3 separate regions of the Mus musculus genome follow, and regions 1 and 2 are each linked to region 3. The links are chromatin loops, found by intact Hi-C in ENCODE. Cell type or tissue: left cerebral cortex. All regions are shown on one strand. Each heading gives the region's core, and the rest is flanking DNA. Links, peaks and the distances in the headings are about the cores only.

Region 1 (7,322 bases), core at 1,436-6,435, 210 kb after region 3:
CATATATGCACACATGGAACTTTTGTCTGAGAAATGAACAAAAGTATCCATGCTTTCATAGAATATCCATCACAGGCCTGAGATCTGAACATCTGTCTAATTCTAAATCCACTGACCTTTAATGGACTACTATGAATCTCTTCTGATTTGCGTGTTTGTAGTGATATTTTTTTTACTAGTTTGCATGTATATTTAACTTTTAAAACTTTTTAAAATTATCTTTGATCTTTTAAAAATATTTTACTTTTTAATGTGCTGACTCATTTAACTCTGCTGTGGTTTCTGAAGTTAGAATAAGTGTAGTGAACAATGTGACTATTCAATGCTACTTGAACTTCTTTCTGAGTCACTTTTAAGGGGTTTTATTGATATGATTATACCTTAGAGTCAAAGAAATATGCATTTATAAAACTGTATCATTCATAAATAGTTCTGTGCCTCTTTAAGGCAGGCAGGTGGGTTCTGGACAAAGACAGATAAAATCAGAAGAACGAAATGGATTATTGTGGTAATATCATTCTATATCTGTAAAGTCATTACCACTGTCAGTTACGGGGCCCTTTTCTCATTCATTTACCTAATTTAGCTATTTAAGGATGAAAGAGAATAAATTATCAATCTCATTTTGCAATTGAGAAAGCACTATCTCAGAGTGGCTAAGTGATTCAACCAAGGTCATATAATTACTATATAGTAGAGCTGTGAACAGAGCTTAAATTTTCCCAGGGCCTTTATATAATACCTCAAAATCATGTTCTAAGTGTTAAGAAAAAGATTACAATTATGTGAGAGACTTCGAGAGATGTCCTAAGATGGATTTTCTTTATTCCTTTTAGAGAAAAGACTTCTATTGCCGAAGCATGCAGCATTCCCGAAGAGGAATAGTCTGAGCTGAGGTTAAACGTCTCCTCAAAACCTTCTATACTAAATAGAAGACATGTGTTTGCTGTCTTTCTTACCTTTACTTCATCCATTCCTCCACCTGGAACAGATGTGAAGACTGACATTCCATCTGGTCTGTGCTCTTGAAGTTCATATGTGGAGAAAGACATGTGAAAAGCTAGAAAACCTAGACATGTTCCAAGTGTTTGAATGGAGTAATATAATAGGAGACCCACCTACTCCTTTGTAAATTCCCTTGTTTATGCTACCAGAAGGTCAGCAAGCTGACATCTTTATTAATATGGCTTGCATTACCACTTTTATTTTTGAGATGATAGAAGGTATAGAAATCTGAAGACCAAAGAAACTAGACAAACAGAGTGAAAACCGGAAGGTAAACTTGACTAGTTTCCATAAAAACTTGTGGATTATATTGCCAGGGTCAAGGTGCCAGAGAGCTCTCAAAGAAGCCGGAAGGAGGGACTTATGAATAAATAGCAAGTAGAATGAGCAGGTGTCCTATGCTTACGGACACTAAGATATTATTGAAGTTGATTCCTATGGGACATAAGACACTTTCTTCACAAGGTGTTTGCATTCTGCCTTTGTTAGGAAATGGGATGCAGAAGACGTGGGCCAGACAGTGTTGATTGAGTACTCTTTCCTTCACTGGAGTAGTCTGTCATACTTCGGAAGAAATTTCACACCATGATCACTCGAACTGATCATCATCTTTGCCTTTTATTCACTGGAGTCTCCAAAACATTCTTTTCTAAATTCGCTTAGTTGTGCGATATGTTTCTTCTGTTAAAAAACATTTACTTATACCAGCCCCATAGAGATGCAGGAAACATAATCTTGTAAGCCAGAGTGTTTGTCCAAAACCACACCACAGGCAGGATGTCAGTCATCTTGTATCTACAATAATCAGACTCTATTGCTTATTCTTATAGATGCCTCTATCTTAAATGGGTTTATAATAACTAATGCATGAAGAGAGTTTCTAGACACTCTGCAGTTTCCCCATCATTATTGCTTTAAATGACAACAGTTTGTTATAATTAATGAAATAGCAGTGACCATTATGAATAGGAATTTATATTTTGATCAAATTCTTCTAGATTTTGCCCATGGTCTTGTTCCATTCATACCTGTCCTGGATGTCCCCATTGTCTTTAGTTATATAATCTTTCTAAGATCTTTCTAACTGTGAGAGACTCTCCAACATTTTCTTTGTTTTAGGTTTTTCAGAACTGGTGGTTTGAAAGAATACTTATTGGTCAACTATTTTATAAATTTTCCTTTCTTTAGGATTTGTCTGATACTTTCTCCCATGTTTGCAATGGGGCAATGGGTTTCGGGAGCACCAAGGAGGTAAATTATCATTTTATCACATCGTCTACCAAGGGAATATGGCATCCATATAATTTGTCATTGAAGATGTTACCTCAGTCATTTGGCTGAGGTCACCTTATCAGGGTCCTCCAGCACAGCAGAGTTTCAGTCATTAATTTTTAACGAATGCCTTTATGTCCTCCTTAATATCCAGAATAAACTAAGGTGCCTCTCTGTATATAGCATGCAATGTGAAAAGGACAACAAGCAAGACAAGTAGGTGGAATGAGAAAACAGTGATGGTGAAGAGAAGCAGAAGCAAAGGCAGTTTACAGAAACATTTACAGGATATACTGTATGCCCTGGCACTCAAAATATAGGCATGATCCAACATTAGTCTTCTTTATCACCAAAGGACATAAATGAAATTGTTTATTATGGGTCATGTGTTCAGCTATGAATTTTGGTCAGATTTTTGACTTAGTGCTTTCTTCTGCCCAACAATTTAATGTTGGTCTTCTAAAATAATTATCTAATGTAGCATTAAGCATTAAACATTCTAGGACCTTCTTGCATCTCTCTCTCTCTCCTCTCTCTCTCTCCCATTGGTATATCTATACTAATACTTTCATGTAAGATAAAGGTGTGCTAACTAAGCAATATTTAATATAATTACTATGGCACTATATTAGATCTATTAATGTAATTACATATTTTTATGTGTGTTGGTGTTTTCTCTGCATGTATGTCAGTTCCCCCTGAGTGTCTGATATTCTTGATACACTAGAGGAAGGGTTACATTGTACTGGAGATAGTTGTGAGCTGCTGTGTGGATGGTGTGAATATAACCTGGGTCTTCTGGAAAAGCAGCCAGTTCACCTAAATTCTAAGCCATCCCTCCAGTCCTGACTTCAGTAATTTTTAAAGTCTAATTTGTCTAAGGTTGAAATTCACCATGGTTTTAAGAATGAAACTGTTAATTTTGGACACTTCATGTCAAGATGACTACTGGTTAATTGACTTTTGGGAATAGCAGCCTAAATACCTAGGGATATTTAGGTTCTATCTTCTGACAAAGTCAAAATCAACAATGCAATATACTGGAGTATGGGCATTTCCATGACACCATGGCTTATTCTCAAACTGAAGGGCTTATACTAGGTTCTGAAAAAGAGGCACATGGGCTAGAATACATGGCCATGGAAAGTATTAGATAGAGATGCAGGGTCTCAAAGAGGCACTGATGGAGACCCATGCCTCCTGGGTACTACAGGTATCAAGATCCATTTTTATTCATGCTTTTTTGTTTTTGGAGGGGATGATATTTGTATACAGATCAGCAGAGTTTACGCTAATTGTTTCAGTGCCGTGTGCTTTAGCCAGAAGAGTCAAATGTCCTCATTTTATTTTTGACAATTCAAAGCAGCATGGCCTCAGGGCCCAAGCTTTAGATCTGTGTTTGAAGTCAGGACCATTATTTTTCAGGATGCTCCCTAATTAGAGTATTCAATGTGTGTGTGTGTATTTCTATTACAGTAACTCAAAATGGATATTTATTGGTTATTTCAATAAATGAATAAAATCCAGTCTTAGATGTTTTTTAGAACTATGATATTCATCTACATAAGAATACTGGCATATTAGCATCCCCTTGTGGAGAAAACTAAAGGAGATGAGACACACAATATCACCTGACATCTCTTTTTCCATCTAATAGGACACGTGCAAGGGAAAAAAAAACTCATTTATGTGTTCAGAGATTATTGAGGCATAATAATTTTTAATGTCTGAGATTTAACCAAATATTAACTTATCGGTCTTTGCAAGGGGTTAGAGCAGGAAAATGTTAGGAGATACTCCAATTTCAGAAATTCCAAGATATTGTTGGGAGGGAGTAGATTCAAGGAGGCTAGTGATGGTGATTAGACCCTGGAGAGTATGACATTTCTATTTTTGATTTATTAAGTTAAAACTTTCAGGATTGTAGGAGCTTGAGTGGTACCAAGCCATTTTCTCTGGGACATATTACCCTTGAACAAACAGGCCTTGAGGTTTCAGCTCTAAGAGGTGAAAAGCTTCATTTCTGATCCCCCACACCACCCCCCGGAGAAGCAGCAGTGCTCTTGTGAGCTTGCCTAGTAATCATCCAACCTTGGTTACATCGGCATCGGGCACAAGGGGCACAGATGTATCCTGTAAGAATTACTCCCAAGGGCATGTACGCACTCCATGGTCTATTTGTGCTAAATGTATGAAAAAGCTGGTGCCAAATATGCTGTTTGCTTAATGATGGAATAAAGACCACTTAAATTAATGGATATTTGAAACCCATCCTTCCAACACAATTACTGGAGCAGGAGATGTTAATTCTTCCCATCACTTGTCTACCCCTCTTCACCTTCCAACAGGCTGCTCCACTGACTCTGGATGGCAACTCTCTGCTTTGTTTCCAGTGAACTCAATTCATCAGGTGGCTCTCCTCCCAAGCTCTTAGCACCTCACTATAACACTTCAATTAAATTGAGAAGAGTAATTACTTGAACTGACAAACAGAGGAATACTAATTAACTAAAAAGTTCATTTCAGGGCACTTAGACTGGAGTCCTGCAAAGGAAAGGGGTCATGATTTAATGTATTTTCTTGACTTGTTTTGTAAAACACAATTCTTCATTGTAATAATGCCCGAAGAGCCAAAGTGTGTTGCATTAACAAAGAATTAATGACTCTCAGCTACGGAAGAGGTGCCATTCCTCTTTGTTTGGTTCTTTATAAATTCACATATCTAATAAGATTCATGACCAGAAATAAAACTAATGATCCTAGATTTTTATCCTTGTTAATTATAAATATATCAAGTTTTAAATTTATCAATTATATCTTCAAATATATCTTACTAATGCTTTATTTAGGAAGCTAAATCTATCATATTAAAAATTTACTCTCTATTATCTACAACTCAGATATAGAAATATATCTACACATATGCATACACATATATGCATATTTCCATTCAAAGTATATATTTTCTGTAACATACACTTACGTATCATGAGAGTGTCTTTAAAATATAAAATATTTAGACTTCTCGAAGATAGGGCTTTAACCTAGTTAAGTAATGCAAATAGGGACAGAACCCACCAATGAGCAAGTATTCATGAATCAAAACAAGTGAAGTAAACTGTTTGCCAAAAGAAATCATAGCATATGTTTTACTTTTAATTTGACACAATATTTTGACATAATCTGTAAGTATAAGCATTAAAATGCTTAGCACAGAACAACAGAGAACACAAGAAGGTGAATTAATTAAACGTGTTGAGTTTAGCTTAATGGCATATTTTTATGTTATAAATAAGATTCTCTTTTCATAAATACTTTGGTGTCTAACATATGATAGTTTTTTGGCATGTACCTGATGACTGAATTAGATATAATCTTTATGGATTCAGAGAGTAAGAATGGAAGCAGCTTTGGTGTTACCAATGGAAGTAAACCCCAGATATTTAAGTATGATATCAGTCTGCTCTACTGGAAAGGAACAAATGCCCATGAGGTTATTTGTATTATCATAATTACAGTCAATGTTTATTGGTCAGTTTCAAGTAGGTAGATCCTCGCAGTGCTCGTTTCTTTCCTTACAAATGCAACTTCTTCATCTACCAGCATCATAGGCTCAGCTGTATCACTCTAAATAACATACTTAAGTATTAACACCCAGTGTGTCAAGATACGGCTGTTTTGGGAGATTGTGTTTTAGATGAACAATTAAACTCAAACAAAAATAGTGGGGTCTTCCCTAATTGAATTTGACTAGTCTACTTAGAAGGAGAGGACATTAAGATACACAAAGAAATAATAAAGACCAGTTGACTACGAAGGCAGGCAAAGCAACCTTGGGAGGAACTAATGGTGAAGAAGATACCTTGGTCATGAGTCTCGAGTCTTCAGAAGTAAAAATAAGCCTAATAAATGAACAAACAAAAAACAGCCTGTAATTAAACTACCTACTCTTTGGTATTTTGCTTTGGCAAACAGAAAACTGACGTGATCAGCTCTCCTACTCTCATATTTTACTGTTCTCTTTTCTTTTCTGTTTTTTAATCAGGACGCAATTACAAAATCAAGTAAAAGAGAACATTCCCTAGTGATCTCATTCTGGTCCTCTTTATGTATGGGAGAGTAAATGTCACTACTGCAGTGTTCCTGATTTCACTGTGGGTTCTTTTTATTTGTTTGTTTGTTTCCAGGACACTTTGCAGTGCTAGGTGATCTTGCCCCTTCCTATAACTTGATAGATATTTATATTTACATAAAGAATGATCTGCATCTCTAGAATATTCTCCTATGTCTTCTTCCTATGAAGATCACTTAAACATCTACAAGCCCAGCTTCCCTCACCACTTCCTCTGTTTCTTTAACACTTTCTCATTAAAAAAAAAAAATCATGGCCTAGTCTACGCATCTGACCTATTTCTTTTCACTTTGAATCTGTATAGAAGCTTTTCCTAAGATGAATGACCAAAATTACAATTATAACAACTCTCTAGTTAAACCAAGTAACACAAAAGGATAGTTCTTAGTGTTCGGAAGTAAAAATATGGTGAAACTATGCCCCCTTGATCAATCTGGAACTTCTAATTTGGCCCAAGTTTGTCCCACACTCATTATCCCTCTGCCTCAGCATCTCAACTCCTGGCATTAGAGGCATGTACACTACACTTAACTAAATCATTCTTGACAGATTACTTTTGGCTTGACCATATTCTGGCAGTGACATTCCAATGAGGTAACTAAATATAGCTCTAAAAACAGTCCTTCATCTGTGATGAATGCAGTGTGACCTTTTGTGGTTTTTTTGAGAGCAGGGAAAGAATCAGGCATTGAAGCCGCCAAAATGTGTGAATATAACTTTCTAACTTAATAACTCCAAAGGAAAAGATGCACCATCCTAATTTTACACTTTTCATATAATTTCAAGTTCTTATTCATTTAATTATCAACCATTGGGGTGAGGCTCTCCGATAAGATGAAATGTGATATTGTTGATTCCCCAGGTGTTAGGGAATAGAAGCTGTCTGCAGTCATTTAAGAAGGCAAAGAGCACA
Region 2 (7,322 bases), core at 1,150-6,149, 230 kb after region 3:
ATTGATTATATGTGATGTGTGTGTGTGTGTGTGTACACAAAAATACTAAAATACCACCTACTGAGTCTGTTGCTGTTTGTTTCAAGATGGACAACAGTGCATCAGCCAACCAATAAAGAGACTTATCTCTTGGTGAAACTAGCTCCTCGTCTTCCAGAAGTCAAGTGTTGCCTATAGTTCTTTGTCTTGGGGTGGTGTTCCAAACCAGGAAACCCTTCCACATTAACATGTCATTGAGACTGCCATTGTGCTTGGTTGTGTAACTATTTCTAGGAGAGTTGTTTCACAGCAGACCTCTTGGTGTTCTGGTTCTTATATTCTATCCAAACCCTATTTCATAATGCCTCTTGAGCCAAAGCTTCAGGAGCTGTGATATAGATACATCCATTTGGCCTAGTCTCCTCAAAGCCTGTTGATATCTGCATTGTGTCCAGTAGTGGTCTTCTTCAATGCTTTCCATTGGCTATAAATAAACGTTTCTTTGATGAGGGGTGGTAAATACACTTACCTGTGAGAATAGGGATAAAACCATAAAATAACTGACAATAAATGTTAACAAGGTTGTGAAGAAAAGGGACACTATTTCACTATTGCTAGAATTGCAAATTGCTATAAATGAAATCAGTATGGAGAATCCCTCCAAACCAAACTAAACACCCTCAAAAAAAATCTATGGACCTAGCTATAACACTCCTTAGCAAACCATATGCCCAAGGGATTCAACATTGTACTTCACAGATACTTGGACAGACATGTTTGTAGATGCCCTATTTACAATAGCCAGTAAATGAAAGCAACATAAATGTCCAATAGATGGGTGGATGATGAAAATGTTGTATATATACACAACAGAATGTTATTCTGCTATAAAGAAGATGGTATAAAGAAAGTAAAATCATGAAACTTGAAGGTTAATATATAGACCTTAAAAAGGTTATACTGAGTGAGATAACCCAGACCCAGAAAAAGAAATGACACATGTTTTGTCTCATCTACAATTCCTAGGTCCAAATTCTTCAGATTGAGTATACTGTAGAAACTAGGAAAATTTAAAGCAACCACAGGTTGTGATAATGCAGGGCTCAGAGCAGAATATAGGTGATATGAACTGGGAGCTCCAGCTGTAGATGAAGGAGACATGTTACTAAAGCAGACAAAGAGGAACAAATAATATCAAGGTTTTTGATATTATCTTATCTTTGAATTGCATTTTAGAATTGCAGAGTTGACTTGCAAATATGTTTAAAATTCTTATTTAAAACTTTTCTATTTGAGAATGAATTTCATACTGCTTATGTGTTTTCTAATTTACCACTGCTCATTCACTACTACCCCTAACCTGGGTCTCCCACCTTGATATTCTTTTTTTTTTTCTAACTCTACTGTCTACTCAGTACAGTTTGTATATCCATAGAACATTCTACAGGAACATTTACAGCCCCTGAAGAAAACTGACACGTATCCACTCCAGCAGCCATTGACATTAGCTCCTTAGGTAGAATTGAGACTTCATGTGGCCCCCAACACCTATCTGTGAATTTTTGGCTAGCTTGATCATATATAGATCATGTTCATGTAGTTTCAACTATTGTGACTTCATGTGTGCAATGTTTCTGTCAGGTCTGGAAAATAGTTGTGTTGCAGACAATCATTGCATATGGCTCTTCAATCTTTCTGCCTTCTCCTTCTTGATGATTTCTGATACTTAGGTATAGGGTATATGATATAGCCATCACATTTAGAGATGGACACACCACAGTCTCTAATTCTCTGTATCTTGTTTCTCATTCCCCAACAAATATTTGTTAGCATGGTTGTAAGAATTAAATTTACTTTCCTAATATTAGTAGCAGATCCATAACTTGAAGTATTCATAATTTTCAGTTATTCAATTCAATCCCCCTTTTGTTAAAAAATAAACAAAGAGCTAAATATTACCATGTAATGAGAATGACTGTTTTATAGCCTTGAAAAGTGTTATTTAACTTACCATTTTCTACTGGTAAGTTAAGACTTTTAACTGGGACTTTGATAACATAATGAAACACCAGGTGAAACATTTCTCATGAGATAATAGCAACTACGATAAGGTCATTTAGCCTACCTTCAGTTTTCCAGTAAGGCATAGTTCAAAGACTGCCATCCATACAAGTAGTCAAGAACACCAAAGTCTTTCAAAACAAATCACTCTGCTTCTTCAGAAGTCTCAAAGTTTCCCTCAAATAAGAGTTTACGTGATTCTGATCAGTTGTGGACATGTTTAATTGTTTCTTGATGCTGTAAAGAATAAAGCATATTTAACAAGGGATGAGAGCAGCATCCATATATGTGTATGGGTCTTTTGAATGCAGTTGGGAGTTATATTGGTTTAGGAATATGGACATGTCAGGTTCTTCTCAAGATTTCATAAGCTTGCCAGTCATACATAGGTGCCTAGGTTTGTAGTACAAGGTATGACTTCTCTCCTATTGAATATGCCTCAAGTCCAAGTAGACAATTAAATGGCTATCAGCTATCCCAACATGTTCTGTTTGGCACCCATTCTCAGTTAATGGATTTACAATGCAGCCCTACATCTAAGCCTCAGAAAACATCACAAAATAGGGGATGTAAAATTTGTAAGAGTCATAGGTCCAACATGTCTATTGTCAGTGAATGTTGTTGGTGTTCCAACGCGGATTAGGAAAATCTCACAGGACTCTACACATAGATGAAAAGTTATAAGCAATTGATGACTGCTGAGGAAGAAATAATCAGTCATTTCCAGGGATAATCCCCACTATAGGTTTTCCAATCCTAATTTTCCAATGACTCAGCAGAGTGTGTGTGTGTGTTTTTTTTTCTGTGCTGCTTGGCTGACATGATTGCTACTTGTCATCTTCATGCTGTCTATCTATCTATCTATCTATCTATCTATCTATCTATCTATCATCTATCTATCTATCATCTATCATATATCTATATATCATCTAGATATAGAATGGTAGATATAAAAAGGATCCTACAGTATATCCAACATCCATTTTTGATGTAGGATAGTATCATTTGCAACACACATCATTTTTTTTTACCTACATTAGTTGTTGTGTTAGTGTGACACTATAGATGGACATCCCTAATCACCACCTATCATCTGTGTGTCGATCCTGCTGTAATTACTCAATCTAGATAACCCTAATCCTGCTTCTGCTTCATATGCTTGTTTCTTTGAAGACTCTGGTCATAACACGGACATTTCTGTTCCATATGCCCTGTAGCCTCTTCTGCTTCTTTCTGTGACCCCCTCATGATATTACTGGCTCTCTTCTAATCTGGAAGTATAATAAATGATCTTTTGACTATGTTGGCCTTGCCATGCTATAAACTACTTGTTTTAAAATTGACAAACTTCTTTCTTTCTTTCTTTCTTTCTTTCTTTCTTTCTTTCTTTCTTTCTTTCTTTCTTTCCTTCTTTCCTTCTTTCTTTCTTCCTTTTTTCTTTTGATTTTTTTGAGACAGGGTTTCTCTGTAGAGCCCTGCTGTCTTGGAACTCACTTTGAAGACCAGGCTGGCCTTGAACTCAGTAAAATTGACAAATTTCTTATGTTCAGGTTGAATTTCTGTCCTTACTGTGCTACTGGAATTGTAGTGAACATTCTATTCATATCTCTGCTTTTTCACTTATCTTTTCAACCATTCATCTGGAATAGATGGATGAATGGATAAAATATAATAGTTTGATACCAATTTAAGTCTACATAAAATAAATTGTTGGATTACCCTTCCTACACTTAATTTTGATTACTAAAGACTTATGTATATGATATCTTATTTCACTACGGATCTTTTATATTTTATTCTCAATTATATACTTAGAAAAGTATATTTTACTTTTAAGAAAAAATTTCCATGTTTCATAGTAACTTATTTTCCTTTTTATAGTTTGAGTGGATTTTTGTTTGATAAAACATTTGGTTGAGAATAAAATGTATTTTATGCTGACATATAATTCCAAGTACTGCTTGCTATGATTATCCCTAAATAAAATTAAATAGAGCTTCAACTGTCTTGTGATCTGACAAGACATGGGTGATTTGCATGTGAGATTATTCTAGGAGATGACAAGACGCAAGGGCAGTCTATTTTGGATGTTTGAGCTGGCAACACTCACTTCTCTGCTGGTCACACCTGCCATATGTTGGCTCCGCTTTTCTTCCAACTGTTTTCCTCCCTAAGAATGACTTCAAGGCAGGAGACATCACTTCCCACTTCTGGATCTGAGAAGTGTTAGTATTTGCATACCAAGCAATTTGCTTTTTGCTAAAGGATCTCAATGTGTGTTTTGATCCCAGGGTCTTTTCTTGGGGTAGCTGAGAAATTCATAAGTAAAGCCATTTTCTCCCAGTGCCAAAAAGCAAAATTCATTTTGCTTTCAAATCTATCACTGAGGTCTTCGGCTCCTAAGAAAGATTGGCATGCCTGGAGAATGAGATTGGGTTCTTTTGGGAGATGAAATAAGACTTTCAAGGCTATATTGTAGATAAAAATGTGAATTCTGCAGCATGAACTAGCACAAGGAACTTATATGTGATGGGCCATATTTGGAATTGAGCAAAGCAGATAGAAATAAAAACAAAGGTGTATTAGGGTAGCTTTTGTCACTGATCATGGTTTTGAACTGAAACATTGCTACAGTTTGAATTTCCCCCAAGCTAGAAATGAGCACTTTAGATATGGACTAAGATATTTCATACATTCCTTAAAGTAATTTTCTTTTATCATTTTTAGTATGTCTTTTAAAAATTCATTCTTCTTGCTACATATTAGTATGAAGCAAACTCTCAAAATCTCAGTTCTTGTGAATAAAAAGGAAACCATTAGAAGCCAAAATAGCTTAAATTTTTTAACTTGCAATGTTGAAATTATGAACATTAATATCAAGAGCCATTAAGCTGATCAGATGTTTTGAGCCTTTCTACAAAAGGTGTTTTTCTAGGGGATTGCTTATTCAAAATTGTTTCTATCTGTGTCGTAGAGTTATGCCTTCAGGTGAAATATGTCCATCATCTCAGAAAACAACGAGTAACAATACTTGGTGGGATTAATTATCTTAGACTTTAACAAAAATGCCTATGAGATATCAGGTATGTGTTGACATGTCTCAGCTTCCAAATAATTTATCATCTGAAAAGAAGGACAGACAAGAGAACAAGTCCAAATTGAGAAAAAGGGTATCTTTGAAAGACATAGTGATATAGGAAATGTAAATGTAATATGTTTTGAGTGCAGAGACTGTAGCCTCATACTTGAGCTATATAAAGAGAGAGCTGTTTAGAATATTTATTTACTTTCTATCAAGATTATTTGACAGTAGTAATAAAAAAGGGAGAAATTAAATCTAAAGAATGAAATATAAACTATATATGAGAAACCTGAACGCAGCAAAATGTAATAGCTATGTGGTTAGTAATCAGTCCTTTGCCTAAGATGGTCTCACAGCTCTGGGCTGTTCTACCACTGCTGCCTTGTGATATTCTTGAAGTCTTAGGAGAGTTAGAGGAACCAAGTTAGCATCTTTTCCTTGTAGTTCTGCAGCTGGGTACAGTTCTTTCTACCTCGATCATTTGTGCTATGAAAACTGGTTCAAGAGGATCTTGAAGTGTCCCAATTCAGGAACACTCCCCAGTCCAGGGTATATAGTGAGATCCTGTCCTGAAAAACTAAAAAGGACTTAAAAGTGCATGATTTTTATAATCAAGATGAGAAAGCAGATATCTTGTCTACCATGATTTGCGCAATCATGTCTCTTCTTATGTTTACTCAATGTAAAGAATGAGTAGTTGAAACATATATAAATCACACAGAGTAGCATCTGAAACACAGTGAACACGCAGCACCTATTGTATGTTGGCTCATCATAAATACTCAGTAAATCAGGACAATTACTCTTGAGTACCTGTAGTAATGTTAGAAAGAAAAACAACAATTCTTTATGGACATCAGTAATATATTGCCACAGTTGATATCTTCTGGGAATAGTTTCATAATATGAAAATTGTTGGAATGGAAGAAAAAAGAATGTGGATATTTTCATTAAAAAAAAAAGAAAAAGAAAAACACTTTTTGAAGGAGAGATTGAAGAAAATGGCCATCCAATAAGTGGCCCAGTCTGAGACAAATCCCATGTAATAGAGTGTATCTTTTACAATATTAATGTTACTCTGCTATGTTTGCAGATAGGAACCTAGCATAACTGTCTCCTGACAGGCTTCATACAGCAGTTAATGGAAACAGATAGAGAGACCCATAGCCAAACATCAGGCAGAGAAAGGGGAGTCTTAAGGAAGAGTCAACAAAAGAACTGAGGTAGCTGGAGAGATCAAGGATATGACAAGAAGCCGCTTTTCAGAGTCAAATAACCTGAGCCAATGAGTTACTGAACCATGAGCCCAGCATACTTGTAGCAAAAGTGCAGTTTGGTCTTATTTGAATCCCTTAAAAATTGAAGAGGGCCTGAGATTCTAACCCCATTAAAATTGGGCTCAGAGCTAAACAAAGAATTCTTAACTGAGGAATATCGAATGGCTGAGAAGCACCTGAAAAAAATGTTCAACATCCTTAATCATCAGGGAAATGCAAATCAAAACAACCCTGAGATTCCACTTCACACCAGTCAGAATGGCTAAGATCAAAAATTCAGGTGACAGCAGATGCTGGTGAGGATGTGGAGAAAGAGGTGGGATTGTAAGCTTGTACAACCACTATGGAAACCAGTCTGGCAGTTCCTCAGAAAATTGGACATAGTACTACCGGAGGATCCAGCAATACCTCTCCTGGGCATATATCCAGAAGATGTCCCAACCGGTAATTAGGACACATGCTCCACTATGTTCATAGCAGCCTTATTTATAATAGCCAGAAGCTGGAAAGAACCCAGATGCCCCTCAACAGAGGAATGGATACAGAAAATGTGGTACATTTACACAATGGAGTACTACTCAGCTATTAAGAACAATGAATTTATGAAATTTCTAGGTAAATGGATGGATTGGGAGGATATCTTCCTTAATGAGGTCACCCAATCACAAAAGAACTCACATGATATATACTCACTGATAAATGGATATTAGCCCAGAAACTTAGAATACCCAAGATACAATTTGCAAAACACATGAAACTCAAGAAGAACAAAGACAAAAGTGTGGACACTTTACCCCTTCTTAGAATTGGGAACAAAACACCCATGGAAGGAGTTACAGAGAAAAGTTTGGAGCTGAGATGAAAGGATGGACCTTCTAGAGACTTCAGCACCTGAGGATCCATCCAATAATCAACCTCTAAAT
Region 3 (7,322 bases), core at 1,063-6,062:
CCATAGATCACTGCCAGATGCTAACTGGTGTCTCAAAGGGCCTGAAATTAACAAAGGATGAGTTTCGAGTTTAGTAAACATGTGGGCAGCTGTCACTACCATGATTCATCTCTTTCAATGAAAGATCTGGAAAAGGTGGCCAAATCCACTATGGATATACTGAAGGAAAATGTTGGAACGATAAGAAAACTGTACCTAATCCAGCCCCTGCTCTGAGATTGACTGTGAGATGAGACTGCTGTACCTGGCACCCTGGTGATGTACGAGGGACCTTCCTTTCATTATTCCCTGGCTCAGTCACTGCATTGTGAGCCCCAGGAGGAAGCAGCTTCCACCCAGTTCCAAACCAGGCCTCAGAACATAGTTGAGGCAAGAAAAGGAGATCTTTGTGCCGTTTCCACTGTACCCGTATTTGCCAGTTATTTGTCAGAGACAGCCTTTGACCATGTAGCTTCATGTGTTCATTCAAAACCAATCTTTATCTTTTTTTTTCCAGGCTGCTTCTGCCCAAGGAAGCTGGGGTTGGTATGTATGTGCTCGACTAGTTTTTTGTCATCTGGACATAATTGGAGTCATTTGGAAGAGAGAACAAAATTGAGAAAATGCTTCCACCAGAGTGCCTTGTGGGTGAGGCTATGGAACTTTTTCTTGATTAGTAATTTATGTGGGAAGGCCCAGCCCATTGTGGGTGGGGCCTGGACAGATGGTCCTGCGTGCTTTAAGAAAGGAAACCGAGCAAGCAGCTGAGCAGCACTCCTCTGTGACCTCCTTCCTTCAGCAGCCATCAGCTTCTGCCTCCAGGTTCCTGCCAGGTGTTTGTTTGTACCCTGACATTGCTCAGTGATAAGTGTGATGTGGTAGTGTAAACAAAATAAGCCCTTTTCTCTTTGAGTGGTTTCTGGTAATTTCTCATCGCAACAATTACATTAAGAGGTTGCCTATGTGTTCAGCCTCTAGTTGAACTCTCAGTTTGTAGTGACGAGTCCTGGGGAGGGGAGGGAGGGAGAGAGAGAGAGAGAGAGAGAGAGAGAGAGAGAGAGAGAGAGAGAGAGAGAGAGAGATCCAGGTCACGTGGTGTTTGCTTTTTGAGGCACCTGATACTGGGATATCTTCCCTGAAGAATGCCACTTCTCTTAGTGATTCCGACTCTTTAATCCAGTTGTCCCTCAAATATGAATAAATGCGACCTGAACCCTGAACTCAGTTCTGGGAACAAAGTGTCAATTACACAGATATTGTTAGTCTAGGGGCTCTATGCTTTTCTTCTGATTTCTACTGAAGATTCGTCCTTTTAGTAATCTGTGTATAAATGGATCTTTTGTGATTTATTCTACTTAGTATATGTTTCATTTGTCTCCTGATTATCCCTAACTGGTACTATTTCCATCTAGAGTTTGGAATTTCAGTGTTGTCAGATGGCATTTGAGCTAACAAAGACATTCAATATACAGTGGATTAAAGAGAGCTGGAATTTATCAGCCCTTCACAAGGCCATCAGAAGACCGAGCAGTGCAGAGTCAGTAAGCAGCCTTACCCTCTTTACCCACAGTATACTGTATGGAGAGTTGAGTTTTCTGTTGCTGCCTTCACTGTCTCTCAGCAGCAATAATAAGGAAAAGCAAGCAAACAAATAGTGAACTTCATGTCCAATCCCTTCAAGTACAAGATCCCAGAATAGCATGCGTCCTGTTTACTCACAGGCATTGACTCAATCTCAAGCCTGTAGTTAGGTGGGAAAGAAGCTAGGAAATTCAATCTATTTTAGGGCATAAATGTCTTCTGTTGACATCCTATTCCTTTGAAGGGAAGGGGAAGTTGTTATTGGGGGCAACTAAATAGAAGGCTAGGGGCTGATTTTAAAGTTCAAAAGCAGCCTGGCTGGCAGTGAGCATATCCCGAGGATACAGAATTTAATATGAGGTTCACACCTTTCGATGCACTGATGGCTTCCTGGAGAGACATGCTTCTAGACAGATGCTTTCACTACTGTTTGTGGGACCTAAAGGGGTCTGACGGCAGTACTTAAGAACTCTGGAGAGGGACAGATAGCCCGAGTTCATAGCTGCATCCAGTCATAAAACAACGTTAAGCTGTGGTCTGAGAGGATGGTCACAAATGATCATCATATTACCCAGTTAATCACTCCTAAATGTTTTGTCTTTGTATGAAGAGGAGTCCATGTTGAGCTCAGAGGATGCTACCCCACTCCTTCTGTCTGAGGAAATCTGACTCTTGACGATCTTCCTGTGTGAGGTTGCTAATAGCATCTGATTCACCACACTGGTAAAACTGTCCGTTTTCTCCCCCCAAGTCTTTGACCAAGTTATGATAAGCCAGAAATGACTTGGGGTGAAAACAAAGTATCTTACATTTGGCCCACTCCCTGCATAATGGGTGCATAGGATGTAAACAGTTTAACAGCTTGCTTCCTTTGAACAAAGTTAGAAACTTTGGGGCCCAACCTGCACAGCCAGGCCAGACACACATTCCAATGAGACAATATCTCAGGTCCAGAATGACAGCAGACTTAGAAACAGTAATGAAGGCTGATCGTAACCATAGCGCATGGCTCCAGAGAAGGTCCAGTTGTCAGACTCCTATAAACCCAGTGAGATGACTAGTCTTCTATGGAATGCACCTTGGTGGGAATCCTTCTGGAGTTCTCAGTGACCCAGCAGTGCTTTTGTCTTATAGCTCCAGTTTATAGCTGCCACCAATGCCTCATTTAATCTTATCTATTTAAAATAATTGTAGTGGTTTCTGTTTTCTTGCTTGTATCCAGAAAGACCCAGACAAGGTTTTGGCTAGTATGAGCTGTTTAAACAGCTACAAATAAAGTATAAAACAAAAACAACCTCCATTTCATAATATTCTGTCAGCCTTGTATTTTTCTTCTTGAACTCTGCTGAATTTTAATAAACTAGAAGAAATGTTCAGGGTAAATGGAAAACAATAAAAAAAAATTAAAAGCCCATATTCCAGCAGCAGTTCCTTCTTGGATGGCTCATTGTCCCTTAGTGGGAACCATATAGTTAAACACACATGCTTGCAATTTTAAGAATCTGCCTCAACAAGAAATGGTATTTTTCAGCATAACATGGATTTATTATTGATCTGTCATAAATATAGGCAAGAAAGTTGGTTTCCTGAGTGGCCACTGTATTTTTATTTTTATTTTTTATGTTTTATCTATGGGAAAATAGATAAATACGGTGTTATAAAATATGTACCTGGGAAAGTTCTACATTTACTTATTTTAAAGTCGTAGACAAGACTACCTCTCACCCTCAATGACTTATGGTTTGGCAGACCCACCACAGACACTACATATTGCAGGATCTGATGAGTCTCTTCTGTTTGAGAATGTTCAGCATGGCATGAGACTGCTCCCCCAAATCAAAGCAACCCTTAGAAATAGCAATTGAGCCCAATTAGAAGCGGGTGTAATAACCATGAACTCAGTCAAAGCAGACTGTGTATCAAAGAGAAGAGATGTGGGGTGTGACCATTCGAATCCAGCCTTAAAAGCTGAGGTAATTGAAGTGCGATTGATCACCAAATAACTGAGTCTATCAGCCTAAGAATGGAAGAGGGAAGAGCCCAAAATAAAAGGACAAAACAACCATGAATAGCAGAGGTAGACCAACGAGAGGGATCAGTGAATAAGCTCTAATGGGCTCAGAAATGAGAGCTAACAGTTCAGCTTCCCTGAAGCCTCTGAAGGGTGTATTAATTCAAAACCAAGATGAAAGAGCAACCCATAATCCTGAAGTGTGGAGAAAAATAACAAAATATCAATATGTGTGTGGCAGGTGGATTTAAGAGCATGATAATGGAAAGGCCATCGAGACACAGTGTGGGAAATTATAGGGGGACGGACGAATGGCATCTGAGGAGCAGGTGGGAAGTGGCAAGGGGGTGGGGGGAGCACTGTACTTGAGACTTTCATCAAGGAGAACAAAAATAAGTCATGTAGATGGGAGGTGAGAGCCAGAAAATCATGGTTTCTTTTTCTTTCTCACCATATGGTACCACAAATCATAGTTAGCAAGGAGGGCATTGCATCCTAGGGCTCTCATAGCAACAATTCCCTGACTTGGCTAATGGCATCAGTGAACATAGTGGGTATCGCTCAGCAGGGATGCCTTGAAGGGGAGCCAGTGTTACTTATGGCATCATGCATGAATAGAGATGATAATTATCGGGACATGCCATTTCACCTATGGGATAGGGGTACGAGCCACAATGACTGCCCTGAATATGACAGGGATAAAGACAGGACCACACAAGTGTGAATCGAAGCAAGTGAAATTGTTCTCTTTGCCTCTGACCCAAGAAATGCAGATGTTATCAAGCCAACGTGTCAGTCTTCTCATAGTGAAGGTTTGAATGCCGCTTAAGCAGTTAGACCAGGAAATGCCAATATTCCAGCAACTTGAAAGTTCAGGGGAAGGTGAAAGAAAGATATGAAGCCAAATTTAATACTTAATGAAAATCTTTATTGGTTGATACCTCAGCTCGTAAAGTGAATGTCTTGCAAAAGAACCTGAGTTTGGTCATCCAGAACTCACATAAAAAAAAAAAATTCCTGAGTGTCGGAGCTCAGGCATGTAATCAATCACATCACTGGGGAGGCAGAGCCGGGCAGCTTCCTTGTCTCAGTGGCCAGGCAGCCTAGGCTATGTTGCCAGCTTCCAGACCAATGGAGGACTTCTCTCTTAAAAACTCAAGGCAAATGATGCTTTCTGAAGAAGGTCGCCCAAGGCAGCTGTCTGTCTTCCACATGCCCACATACACGGGTCCGGGCACACACAACAAGTACAGTAGAAATAAAGCTGGGCTGTGCCATTTTGAGTCACTCAATGATACAAAGCCAACTCAGGAAGTCGGGTGGCCAATGGGATGGAAGGTTAGATGGAGGGATTACAAGTTCCCCTTTCATGCATGCCTGCAGAGTTGGTGGGTTTGCATCCCTAGAGAAATAAATATAAATGCTCATAGGGATCAGGTACAGAGCAAGGCAGATGGAAGTATGATTGTGGTGAGGAGTAAGGATTCCACGGAGAGTGAAACACACTAGGAAAGTACTGGAATTCATAGTTAATAAAGTAAAACAAGACCAAATGAAGGAGAAAGATAAGTGTCTGACATTCCTCTTGGTATAGATAAATTGTTGAGAAGAAACATGTTTGAGCACTATTGAAGTATTTCAATAGTGAAAGTATAAAGTATTGTGTGGAAGACAAATGAGATCTTCCCCACCCTCCAAGGGGAAGTGGATGGGGAACTAGGAGGAAGAGTTGTCCTCTCAGTATCCTTGTGAGCCATGGTACAACCCTCTATCTGTCTTAATTTTTGACTACTGACTATTTTTCTCTTATTATTAACATTTTCTATTTCACTATTAAATTTCTGTTATAATGTACATCCTTCATAAAACAAAACAAAACTCAAAACAGTTCTAAAGGGTTTAAAAGGCTAAATTTCTTCACGATTTTTTTTTTAACTTTAAGATTTATTTGTTTATTTTGTGTATGAGTTCTCTATCTGCATATACACCTACTAACCAGGAAAGGGTATCAGATCCCATTACAGATGGTTGTGATCTACCAGGTGGTTGCTGGGAATTGAACTCAGGACCTTTGGAAGAGCAGTCAGGGCTCTTTACTACTGAGCCATCTCTCCAGCCCTCACAAAATTCTTTTCCCTTTTTTTCCCATTTAAATTAAATTTTTACAAATTTTAAAATGAAAATATTTATCTTTCCCCTGTCTTCTCCCTCAAACTCTTCCCATATCTCTCTAACATCTCTCTCAAACTCGTAGTCTCTTTTTCTCTAATATTGTTACGTGTATGCATATGCTTAAATTTAGAAACACAAACTTCGATCTTCATTTAGTGTTACTTGTATGTATATGATTTCAGGACCAACTTCTTGGAATTAAAACCCATTAGGAAGTACTTCCCCGGGGAAGAATAATTCTTTATCTCTAGCAGTCCGTAGTTGCTCAGCTCTTTGTCTAGGGGTGGAGCCCTGGGACGTGCCTTTCTCATTAGCTTGTCAGGGGATGTTGATGCTCAGGTCTTTGTAGGCAGCTGTATTGTTGAGTTATCATGAGTGTAGCTTCCCTGTCATTTCTAGAAGACAGTTTCACAAGAGGCTTCCAGATCCTTTGACTGTTATAATCTTTCAGTAACCATTTCCAAGATATTCCCTCAATGTGTGACTTGTGCTGTAGATGTATCAATAGGGGTGGAATGTACTATGATCTATTGTTCTCTGAATTTTTATCAGTTATAGATTTCAGTGGTAGATTTCTCTGTTTGCTACTAAGAGAAGCTTCTGTGATGAGGAAAGGGAGCTATACTTACCTGTGGGTAGAAAGATAAGTATGTAGAGTGCAGTTATGAATTATATTAATTTAAGAAAGTGGCAGTAGTAGGCTCTTCTCTAAGATTCATGCTCCCTCTAGGTCATGGGTACTGGCTAGGTTTCCATGTGTCATGATTTCCTTCCTGCTTAACAGTTGGGTTATAAGTTCAATTAGACATCTGTTGGTTACTATCAAGATAAAGGCGATACTTAATTTGATAGAAATACCTTGCTTGTGTCTGATGTCTGGGTGGGAAGGGCTCATTGTATTCAGTAGTGTCTCTGCTTTAATCTCTCCGCTTCAGAAGTACCTATACTCTCTGTATTGGCTGGTTTTGTGTATTAACTTGGCACAAGCTGGAGTTATTACAGAAAAAGGAGCCTCCCATGAGGAAATGCCTTCATGAGGTCCAGATGTAAGTCATTTTCTCAATTAGTGATCAAGGGGAAAGGGCCCAGCCCATTGTGGGTGGTGCTATCCTTGGGCTGGTAGTCCTGGGTTCTATAAGAAAGCAAGCTGAGCAAATCAAGGTAAACAAGCCTGTAAGCAGCACCCCTCCATGGTCTCTGCATCAGCTCCTGTCTTCAAGTTCCTGCCCTGCATGAGTTCCTGTCCTGACTTCCTTTGGTGATGAACAGCAATGTGAAAATGTAAGCTGAATAAACTCTTTCCTCCCCAACTTGCTTTTTGGCCATGATGTTTTGTGAAGGAATACAAGCCCTGACTAAGACATTCTCTCTTTTCCCAGGATTTACTCATTGGACTGACGCTTTCCAATTTCTCAGGGCATGCCTGATCGTTCCTCATCACTTAATTTTTTTTTAATTTTTAATATTTTTTATTACGTATTTTCCTCAATTACATTTCCAATGCTATCCCAAAAGTCCCCCATACCCTCCCCCCAGCCACTTCCCTACCCACCTATTCCCATTTTTTTGGCCCTGGCGT

Evidence for each region. Hi-C counts contacts between places; a loop is a spot of excess contacts. Peaks named below come from ENCODE experiments on the same cell type or tissue, not always from the same donor. Only the 100,000 strongest peaks of a DNase experiment are listed, where the experiment ranks them.
Region 1: it touches region 3 in a loop (3-fold over the local background); 2 of 42 quality-filtered maps call a loop at or near these places.
Region 2: a loop joins it to region 3, with 15 times the contacts of the local background. A loop is called at or near these places in 2 of 42 quality-filtered maps.

Annotation. Positions count from the first base shown.
Region 1 is chr12:97,517,371-97,524,692 of GRCm38, reverse strand. No RefSeq gene overlaps it. Among named protein-coding and RNA genes, the nearest start is that of Gm35274, 220 kb to the left of the region's middle. In left cerebral cortex, for the core only: a CTCF peak has its summit at 3,890; no DNase peak of the experiment used is centred there.
Region 2 is chr12:97,498,485-97,505,806 of GRCm38, reverse strand. No RefSeq gene overlaps it. Among named protein-coding and RNA genes, the nearest start is that of Gm35274, 240 kb to the left of the region's middle. In left cerebral cortex, for the core only: no CTCF peak of the experiment used is centred there; a DNase peak (open chromatin) is centred at 4,167; H3K27ac peaks cover 1,203 bases.
Region 3 is chr12:97,729,011-97,736,332 of GRCm38, reverse strand. Gm35274 (a long non-coding RNA gene) reads left to right here. Exons shown (of 3, transcript XR_381819.2): 3 at 497-883. Among named protein-coding and RNA genes, the nearest start is that of Gm35274, 7.6 kb to the left of the region's middle. In left cerebral cortex, for the core only: no CTCF peak of the experiment used is centred there; a DNase peak (open chromatin) is centred at 3,978.